Regions from separate parts of the Homo sapiens genome. Here all the other regions are linked to region 1. The links are chromatin contacts, found by Hi-C or POLR2A ChIA-PET in ENCODE. All regions are on one chromosome and are shown on one strand. The core of a region is the stretch at or near the end of the contact, and the rest is flanking DNA. Distances in the headings are between cores, read along the strand shown. Region 1 holds the start of LATS1 (large tumor suppressor kinase 1). Region 2 holds the start of TAB2 (TGF-beta activated kinase 1 (MAP3K7) binding protein 2). Region 3 holds the start of SUMO4 (small ubiquitin like modifier 4).

Evidence for each region. Hi-C counts contacts between places; a loop is a spot of excess contacts on that map. ChIA-PET counts read pairs that join two places held with the same protein, here RNA polymerase II (POLR2A). Pooled maps may share reads with other maps.
Region 2: a map of B cell shows a loop between it and region 1 (7-fold over the local background). The contact joins the promoter of TAB2 here to the promoter of LATS1 in region 1. A Hi-C loop is called at or near these places in 2 of 168 maps with a recorded cell type or tissue (B cell and naive thymus-derived CD4-positive, alpha-beta T cell), 2 of 37 single-sample maps with no recorded cell type and 11 of 50 pooled maps.
Region 3: POLR2A ChIA-PET joins it to region 1 with 14 read pairs in activated naive CD4-positive, alpha-beta T cell. The contact joins the promoter of SUMO4 here to the promoter of LATS1 in region 1. POLR2A ChIA-PET finds 5 or more read pairs at or near these places in 3 of 52 experiments (CD8-positive, alpha-beta memory T cell, T-cell and activated naive CD4-positive, alpha-beta T cell).

Annotation. Positions count from the first base shown.
Region 1 is chr6:149,716,845-149,719,356 of GRCh38, forward strand. It overlaps LATS1 (large tumor suppressor kinase 1), which reads right to left and starts at 1,257. Exons shown (of 8, transcript NM_004690.4): 1 at 1,005-1,257. It overlaps LOC645967 (a long non-coding RNA gene), which reads left to right and starts at 777. Exons shown (of 1, transcript NR_134652.1): 1 at 777-2,052. RefSeq lists a silencer at 747-1,136.
Region 2 is chr6:149,316,456-149,318,967 of GRCh38, forward strand. It overlaps TAB2 (TGF-beta activated kinase 1 (MAP3K7) binding protein 2), which reads left to right and starts at 1,257. Exons shown (of 7, transcript NM_001292034.3): 1 at 1,257-1,560. RefSeq lists silencers at 400-469, 520-1,059, 1,150-2,049 and enhancers at 2,140-2,319, 2,480-2,512.
Region 3 is chr6:149,399,000-149,401,511 of GRCh38, forward strand. SUMO4 (small ubiquitin like modifier 4) reads left to right here and starts at 1,263. Exons shown (of 1, transcript NM_001002255.2): 1 at 1,263-2,279. The coding sequence starts at 1,393. The coding sequence ends at 1,680. TAB2 (TGF-beta activated kinase 1 (MAP3K7) binding protein 2) reads left to right here. Exons shown (of 7, transcript NM_001292034.3): 6 at 105-185.

The sequences.
Region 1 (2,512 bases), core at 7-2,506:
GCTTTGTTTTCGTAGCACAGAACATTCACTCCAATTATAATGTCCTACCTTTTCTTCCTCATGGAGGAAATTTGATAAAAAATTAAGTTTATCAGAAACTTCTGATAAACTGATAAACTGATAAATTTATTAACCTTCAATAAATAATTCATAAAGTTCAAACAAGTTTCATGATCGCTAACATTCAAATCCATTTCCAAAACTGGAGTTATACAATATTACTTCTGTGCATGAGATTATACTTATTGTTCACTAGATTTATGAATAACTTCTGGAGGATGATACATGTTTTAAAAGCCGTATTAACATATGAGTTGACAAACATTAAATTTTGTTCCCTTAGAAATTGACAGAGAAGTCAGAATGGGGATAAATCAAGTCATCTGAGGCATTCATTGAGCTACAAGCTATTTCAGGTTATAAAAAACACTGTTCCCTTAATTGTCGTTCCTTCATTTGCTGTATTTATATACACACTCCTACTCCATAAAGACCTCTCCATCTCTCCCACCTCTTCCAACTATGAACAGTAACCTAAAATCACACTGAACTAGACGTAAGAGACTCCCAGGATTTCTCTAAGGTATACCCAGGATCAAGGCCCTCTGGGATCCAAAGAACTGTAGCTCTTTTACTGCAATTTTCCTTCAGAACCACCTTTCCCGTTCCTTCCCTCCTGGACACCGCCGACTCGCGTGTTGGGGGTGGGGTGGGAGACACGCCGCCAGAAAGACAGGCTCTACCCAGCCAAACCTGCACCTCCGAGGCCGAAAAGCCTGGGGCTCTTCCTGCAGCACCGGGCGCGGCCAACCCTCGCTTCCCCAGGGCAGGGCTCAGCTCGGGTCAATGCAACCAGCCAAGTCAGGCCCGGAGCGGGCCGGCTCTGCCCGCCAGTCCAAACCTCTGGACCCTCGCCAGCGGGGATGGGCGTGGGCCCCGGCGGCCACCGCCCCGCCAACTCGAGCACTGGAGGAGCGCACCCGCTACGCCAGCCCCGGACCTACCTGGAGGGGAGAGCAGAGCTCCTGGACAGCGGCCACGGGCCTGAGGGCGGACGCTGAGGCGGCCAGAGTCCGTCCCAGCAACCCCAAGTATCCCTGGTGGGGCAGAGCGGGGAGACGAACGGGGGGGCTGCCGCGGGCCAGCGCGGCCCGTCCCAGGGGTCGTGAGGACCTGGCTCTCCCCTTAACACCAGGCCACCGCCGCCGCCGCCGCCATTTTGCCTTCCACTCAGTGTCGCCGCCGCCGCACTCCGCTGCAGGTTTCCCGGATGTGGGCATTTCCCGGCGTCGCTTGCGCGGGGGCCGAGGACTGGGGGCTTTTGCCCGCCCGGCTGCTGCGAGGGAGCGCGCAGCCTGCGGCCTCCGGGCTTCGTTGCGTCGCCCGCAGCTCTGATCGTTCGTGAGCGTCGCCCCACGTCGCTCCCGCCTGCCCCTGCCCATACGACTCGCCCGCGCCCGTGGGTTAAGGCTGTCTCCCGCCCAGCCTACTTGGTTGATTCAATCCTTTTCCCCATTGATCTATTTCTCTGGACCGAGTAGGGATGTGCATTTCACGGAGCTACGTTCTCAGAAGGGAACAACTGAGTTGCTCTGGGAAACCTCCCTGTGGACCTCAGAATTCCAGATTTTTGGCGCTTTGAAATAAAATTTTATTCTTGCTTAGCGTTCTTTCCCCGAACAAGCCGGTGAGCTTCCAGCATCTGTATTTTCTGAATCCGGCAGATAAGAAATGCTTGAGCCAGGACCGATTGATTAGCAGCGGTTTAGAGATCTTATCTGTCAACCGCATCCGTAGAAGGAGATCGTTATTGCCATAATTGGAATACCGGTGACGGTGTGACAAGAGGTTTTACTTCTGGTTAAGCTGAATGTAAAGTGTGGGATGGGATCGTTGGGTTTGATGTATAAGGTACGGTCCACCCTTTGTGAAGATCGCCTTTGCCAGTTTTTCCTCTAGGAAATATACAGTTAGTGTTTTCAAGTACCTTCTTTCGTAATTTTTCTACTACAGAGTACAAAAAAATTAAAGACATCTTTTTCTGACGTTAAAGTAATAACTGGCTACTTACTGTATCTAGAAATCCAAATGTGAAAACCCGTTAAAAGATTATGTTCCGGACGGGCGCGGTGTCTCACGCCTGTAATCCCAGCACTTTGGGAGGCCGAGGCGGGCGGATCACGAGGTCAGGAGATCGAGAACATCCTGCCTAACACGGTGAAACCCCGTCTCTGCTAAAAAATCCAGAAAAATTTGCCCGGCGTGGTGGCGGGCGCCTGTAGTCCTAGCTACTCGGGAGGCTGAGGCAGGAGAATGGCAGGAACCCGGGAGGCGGAGCTTGCATTGAGCCGAGATCGCGCCACCGCACTCCAGCCTGGACGACAGAGCGAGACTCCGTCTCAAAAAAAAAAAAAAAAAAAAAAAGATTATGTTCCAAGAACATTTGGTTGAAAGTCTATTTTCTACAAGCACAGAGTTTGTAGAAGGCAATGTGACCCAAGGTGGGTCACTA
Region 2 (2,512 bases), core at 7-2,506, 400 kb before region 1:
GTCCTTTAGGATTTTTCTCTGGAGTAAGAATTGTTTCAAGGAAGAAACTGCCAGGGATATGGACATTTTGGACAGGGGCAGAAAAATGCCCTAGTGTTTTGGACACCATGGAAGCGCTAGAATTTTTAAATAAATATTTCACATTGTGAGAAACGTCTGAGTATTAAACACGCTTTTTTTTTCCCTAGGGGGACACTAAACAAATATTTATTTAAGGAGGTAGAAACTTGAAGGCCCCCCCTCTTCCCGCAAAGCTAGTCTTTGGCTCTGCTTCTAGGACTTCTAGGAACGTGCAATTAAAATAAAATCGAAACAACGAAACCCTCGCAGCATTTAGATTTCTTTTTTCCCCCTCAACTGCTCAAGAAAAGTCAGAAGCCGACACTTTTTCCAAGTCTCGAAGTTGCCAGTTGTGAGGCTCCCAAGACGTCTCCCGCACACCCTAGGGACGATTCTGCACGGGTCCCTCCCGTTAGCCGGCGGTGCGATCCGGCTCCAAGGGGGTGTGTCCCGGACCGCAGCGACCCGGCGCCAGCCTCCGCCGCGGGCCCACCTGCTCCTCTCGGCCGCCGCAGCGCCCCGGGGTCCGGCCGGGCCCCCGGACCCCACCCGCGCGGCGCCGCCGGCCGCCCGGCAAGTCCCGCCACCCACTTCCGGACCCGGCCAGCCCCTCCGCTAGGTGCAGCTGGGACGCGAGCTCAGTTCCTTTCTTCCCTCAGCCCAAACTGCTAGCGGCCCCCGTGGCGGGAGGTGGAACCCGCAACCTACCCCCAAGGATGGGGGGCCCAGGCGGAGAAAGGGGGTCCCAGCCCTCCCCGGGCTGCCCGCACCGGCACCCCCCTCGCACGGCCCCAGCGGCGGCCCGCGTCCTCCCTCCAGCCCTAGCAAGACAGGCGTAGAGACTGCGAGTGTCGGGGGAGGGGTACAGGTCGGAGGAAGAGCATCCCCGGGCCGCAGCCGCAGCCGCCGCCGCCGCCGCCGCCTGCTGCTCCCCCGCCGTTCGGCTAGGGGAGGCCTCGTCACAGCCGCCGCCTCAGCCGCGGCTGCAGATCTCGCGGTGTTTGCCGGCCGCCGCGCCGCCATATTGTGTGACAGTATTTTGATTTGGACTGGGCTGGCGGAGCCGCGGCGAGAGCGAGCGAGAGCTGGGGGGGTGGGGGGAGGGCAGGCGAGCGCGAGGGGGGTGGGGGCAGAGGGAGGTGGGGAGGCCGAGCGAGCCGGAGCTGAGGATTGGGGAGCGGCGACGCCGCCCAGCCGTCGTTTTTGATCTGCTGCAGCCGCCGGCGGGGCGACCCAGCCCGACCCCCTCCCCTCCCCCTCAGCCAGGAGCGGTGGCGGCGGCGGCGGCCGGAGGGAGTTGGCGGCGGCGGGCGAGCGGAGGGGGCTGAGCGGGGAGGGAGGGAGGGCTGAGGTGTCCCCCCTGCCGGGTGGAACCGGAGGCGGCGGCGGCGCTGGCGGCGGCCGTGGTGGCGGAGGCGACGGTGGAGACGGCTGCCCTAGTGGGAGAGGCGGCGGCGGCGGCGGCCGAGGAGGAGGAGGGGGAAGCGGCGGCGGCAAAGGGTAAGCGGACAGCGCTGCCGGGCCTCGGCGGGATCCCCAACCTGGCTCTCCCCTCATCGCCCCGCACCCCCCTCCGTCTGGAAGGGGCTCTGCCGCCTCGCGAGGCCCGTGCGGGGCGTTCGCTTCTAACTTGCACTCTTCCTCCCTCCGCCTCTTTCCTTCCCCCAGTGGCGTGGCGGAGAGGGAGGCCCCCCGAGTCCCCCAGTCCGGTGGGGGTGGGGAGCATCGGGCCGGGCCTGGGCTCCGGGGCGTCCGTGCGGGGGGGGAGGGGGAGCTTCATTGGAATCGAGCGCCTAGGAGAGCCCCGGGTGGGGGAGGGCGCAAGGGGCTCGGGAGGGCCCCTCCCTGCGTCGGCGCCCCTGACCCGCCCCCAGGCATGTGTGAGGTGGGGGCGGGGGAGGAAAAATCTCCTTTTGGGGAGCCGAGGTCTAGTTAAAGATGACTCAGGGGCGGGGGTTTTGGGGACAGACACGGGGCAGTTATGTGGGGGTCGGGCGGGAGGGAGAACATCGTTCCTTTGCGGATCTTGGTTTTCTGCAGCCGTCTTTGAAGTGGGGGGCAAGCCCTACTATGAATATGTGGCCCCTTAAATTTCACTGGATGTTTCTGGTTTTCGGTCCCATCAACCTCAAACCCTACGATTGTGGTTGAGTCAGGGAGGCTGCAAGGGTCTCTTGGCGGTGCTGAACAGGTGACAGGTGGATCTTTCTGTTGCTGATGCTGTGAGATGTTCAGGCACAGTCGTACACCAAAGTGTCAGAGACCGTGTGAGTTTGTATTTATGTGTTTGGCCATGTTTCATTCCATATATAGTATATTTGAGATGTTAGGTTTCCATTCTTCAAGTCAGCTTAATTGTTGTGGATAAATTCTTCAAATGTTTCTGATAAGAGGGTTTTCCAGGAGAGCGGAGGGAATTTGCAGCCTCACAGGGGTTTCTCCGTAGTTCACG
Region 3 (2,512 bases), core at 13-2,512, 320 kb before region 1:
CATTTCTTATAGCGTGTTTATTTTTAGAAAGAAATACTTGTTTTAAAAAGTAAAGTTGTTTTTGAGCTATAAGCATTGATATATTTACTTTTTATATATTTCAGGACCACATTTTAACCCCAGCGCTATTCATAACTTTTATGACAATATTGGATTTGTAGGTCCTGTGCCACCAAAACCCAAAGGTTAGTGTATCCATTAAATGTGAAAACTGTTACTTTTGAAAAGCAAAATTTTAGAAAATTTTTCCTGTTCAGCAACCTTCCTCTCTAGAATTGCTTCAAACTTTGGCATTCTTAAATGAATTCATTAAGAAGATGTTTGCTTATTTTCATTTACATGCTTGGGGTTGGGAAGGATGCAAAGATGTAATATTCTTAGCTTTTTAAAAGTAATATGCACGAGCTTAGGAAACACTATGTACTCCCAACCAATAATAGCAAGTCTTGGTTAAAAAACAATTACTAAGTACAAAAATTTGTATCATTTAAAACTTTAGACAAATGATAAGGAAGATACCTTAGGGAAGTTCCCCCCCCCCATGAGTATTTAGTTTAATTTATATATAACTTTAAGTAATCAAAATACCCTAAATTCCAGGTGAATAGTTTTCTACCTTCTATCATTTTACATCATTGATATTCTCAGAATATATGCACACCAAACTAAGACATTTCAAAGTATGTCTGTGTGTTTTGATCCAGGCATTAAAATGTGTGTAGAAATGGAAACAGGTACATAAATATCACTGCTGAAGGTAAAAATATAGACATATTTACAGATTAACACTTAACCGTGGTATATAATTTACTTTCAACTCTAATAAGAAAGTTAAAAGGTAAAAATGTGTTAATGGATACATAATATTAAAAGAAGAAAACTGCAAGAACACAAAAGTGTGGGAGGGTGGAGGTTGTAAAGATGCAGTAGTATTTTTGTATGCATTTGAAGTTAAGTTGTTATCAACTTAAAATAGAAGAGTATAACCAAATATAATCAAAGTAAATCACGATTAAACGTTGTCGAATAACAAGACAATAAGAGGAAAAGAGGAGCAAAACAGTTGTCAAATAGACAGGAAGCAACAAACTGCCAATAGTAAGTCCTCACTTATTAGTAATTACCTTAACTGGAAATGGATTAAACTCACCACTCACAAGGAGTTGTATGAATGGATTTTAAAAACAGGATCTGGCAGCAGCCAATGGGAGGCCCCAACAGCTCGTGCTGGCGCACACAGCGGGAGGGGAGGGAGCCCAGGATGTGCACGCACCCTCTCCCTCATCCACCGCTGTCACCTCCTGCTGCTCTTCCTGCTGCTCGTGTACTCGTTAGGTGCGGACCCGCCACCTCTTTTGTGAAGCAGCAGCTGAGGAGACTCCGGTGTTCACCATGGCCAACGAAAAGCCCACAGAAGAAGTCAAGACTGAGAACAACAATCATATTAATTTGAAGGTGGCGGGACAGGATGGTTCTGTGGTGCAGTTTAAGATTAAGAGGCAGACACCACTTAGTAAACTAATGAAAGCCTATTGTGAACCACGGGGATTGTCAGTGAAGCAGATCAGATTCCGATTTGGTGGGCAACCAATCAGTGGAACAGACAAACCTGCACAGTTGGAAATGGAAGATGAAGATACAATTGATGTGTTTCAACAGCCTACGGGAGGTGTCTACTGAAAAGGGAACCTGCTTCTTTACTCCAGAACGCTGTTCTTTAAAGACCAAGATTACTGCATTCTCAATTAGAAAACTGCAATTTGGTTCCACCACATTCTGACTACTACAGTATAGTTTTCTCTATTCTTTTGTTTCCCCCTTCCACATTCTTTTATTATACATGAAGTAACTGGTATGTGTACACAAGCATATTGCTTTTTTCTTCAAACCAAACAGCCAATGGTATGTTTTGATTGACATCAAGTGGAGACAGGATGGGAAAAAATACTGATTCTGTGAAAATACCCCCTTTATCCATTAGTGGCATGTTCATTCAGGTCTTATCTTTATATTCTAGTAAGTTATTTTGCTCTCACTGTTTTAACAACAACAAAAAAAAATTCTCACATACCTTGTTCAATTGGAGGATTTTCATGTTTTTCATTTATCATTGTAAAACCAAGGACAATTTTATAACTTTTGTGTACATAGCTGTTACATGTAGGGCAATCTGTCTTTAAGTAGGGATAAATTACTCTAAAAAAAAAAGAAAGAATCCTAGAAAGTTTTTCCTTCAAGTCAGGCTTCTTATTTAAATAAACTTTTTGTTTAAAATGAAATAAAAATAAAAACAGGATCCAATAATATACTATCTACAAGAGACTCATTTTATATTTAAAGACACACATAGGCAGAAAGTGAAGGGATGGAAAAAGATTTTATATAAATGGTAGCTAAAAGAAATCAAAAGTGGCTATAATTATATCAGAAACAATAGATTTTTAAGTCTAAAACTTGAGACAAAGATTATTATGTAATGGTAAAAGGATCAATTCCACAGAAAAATATAAAA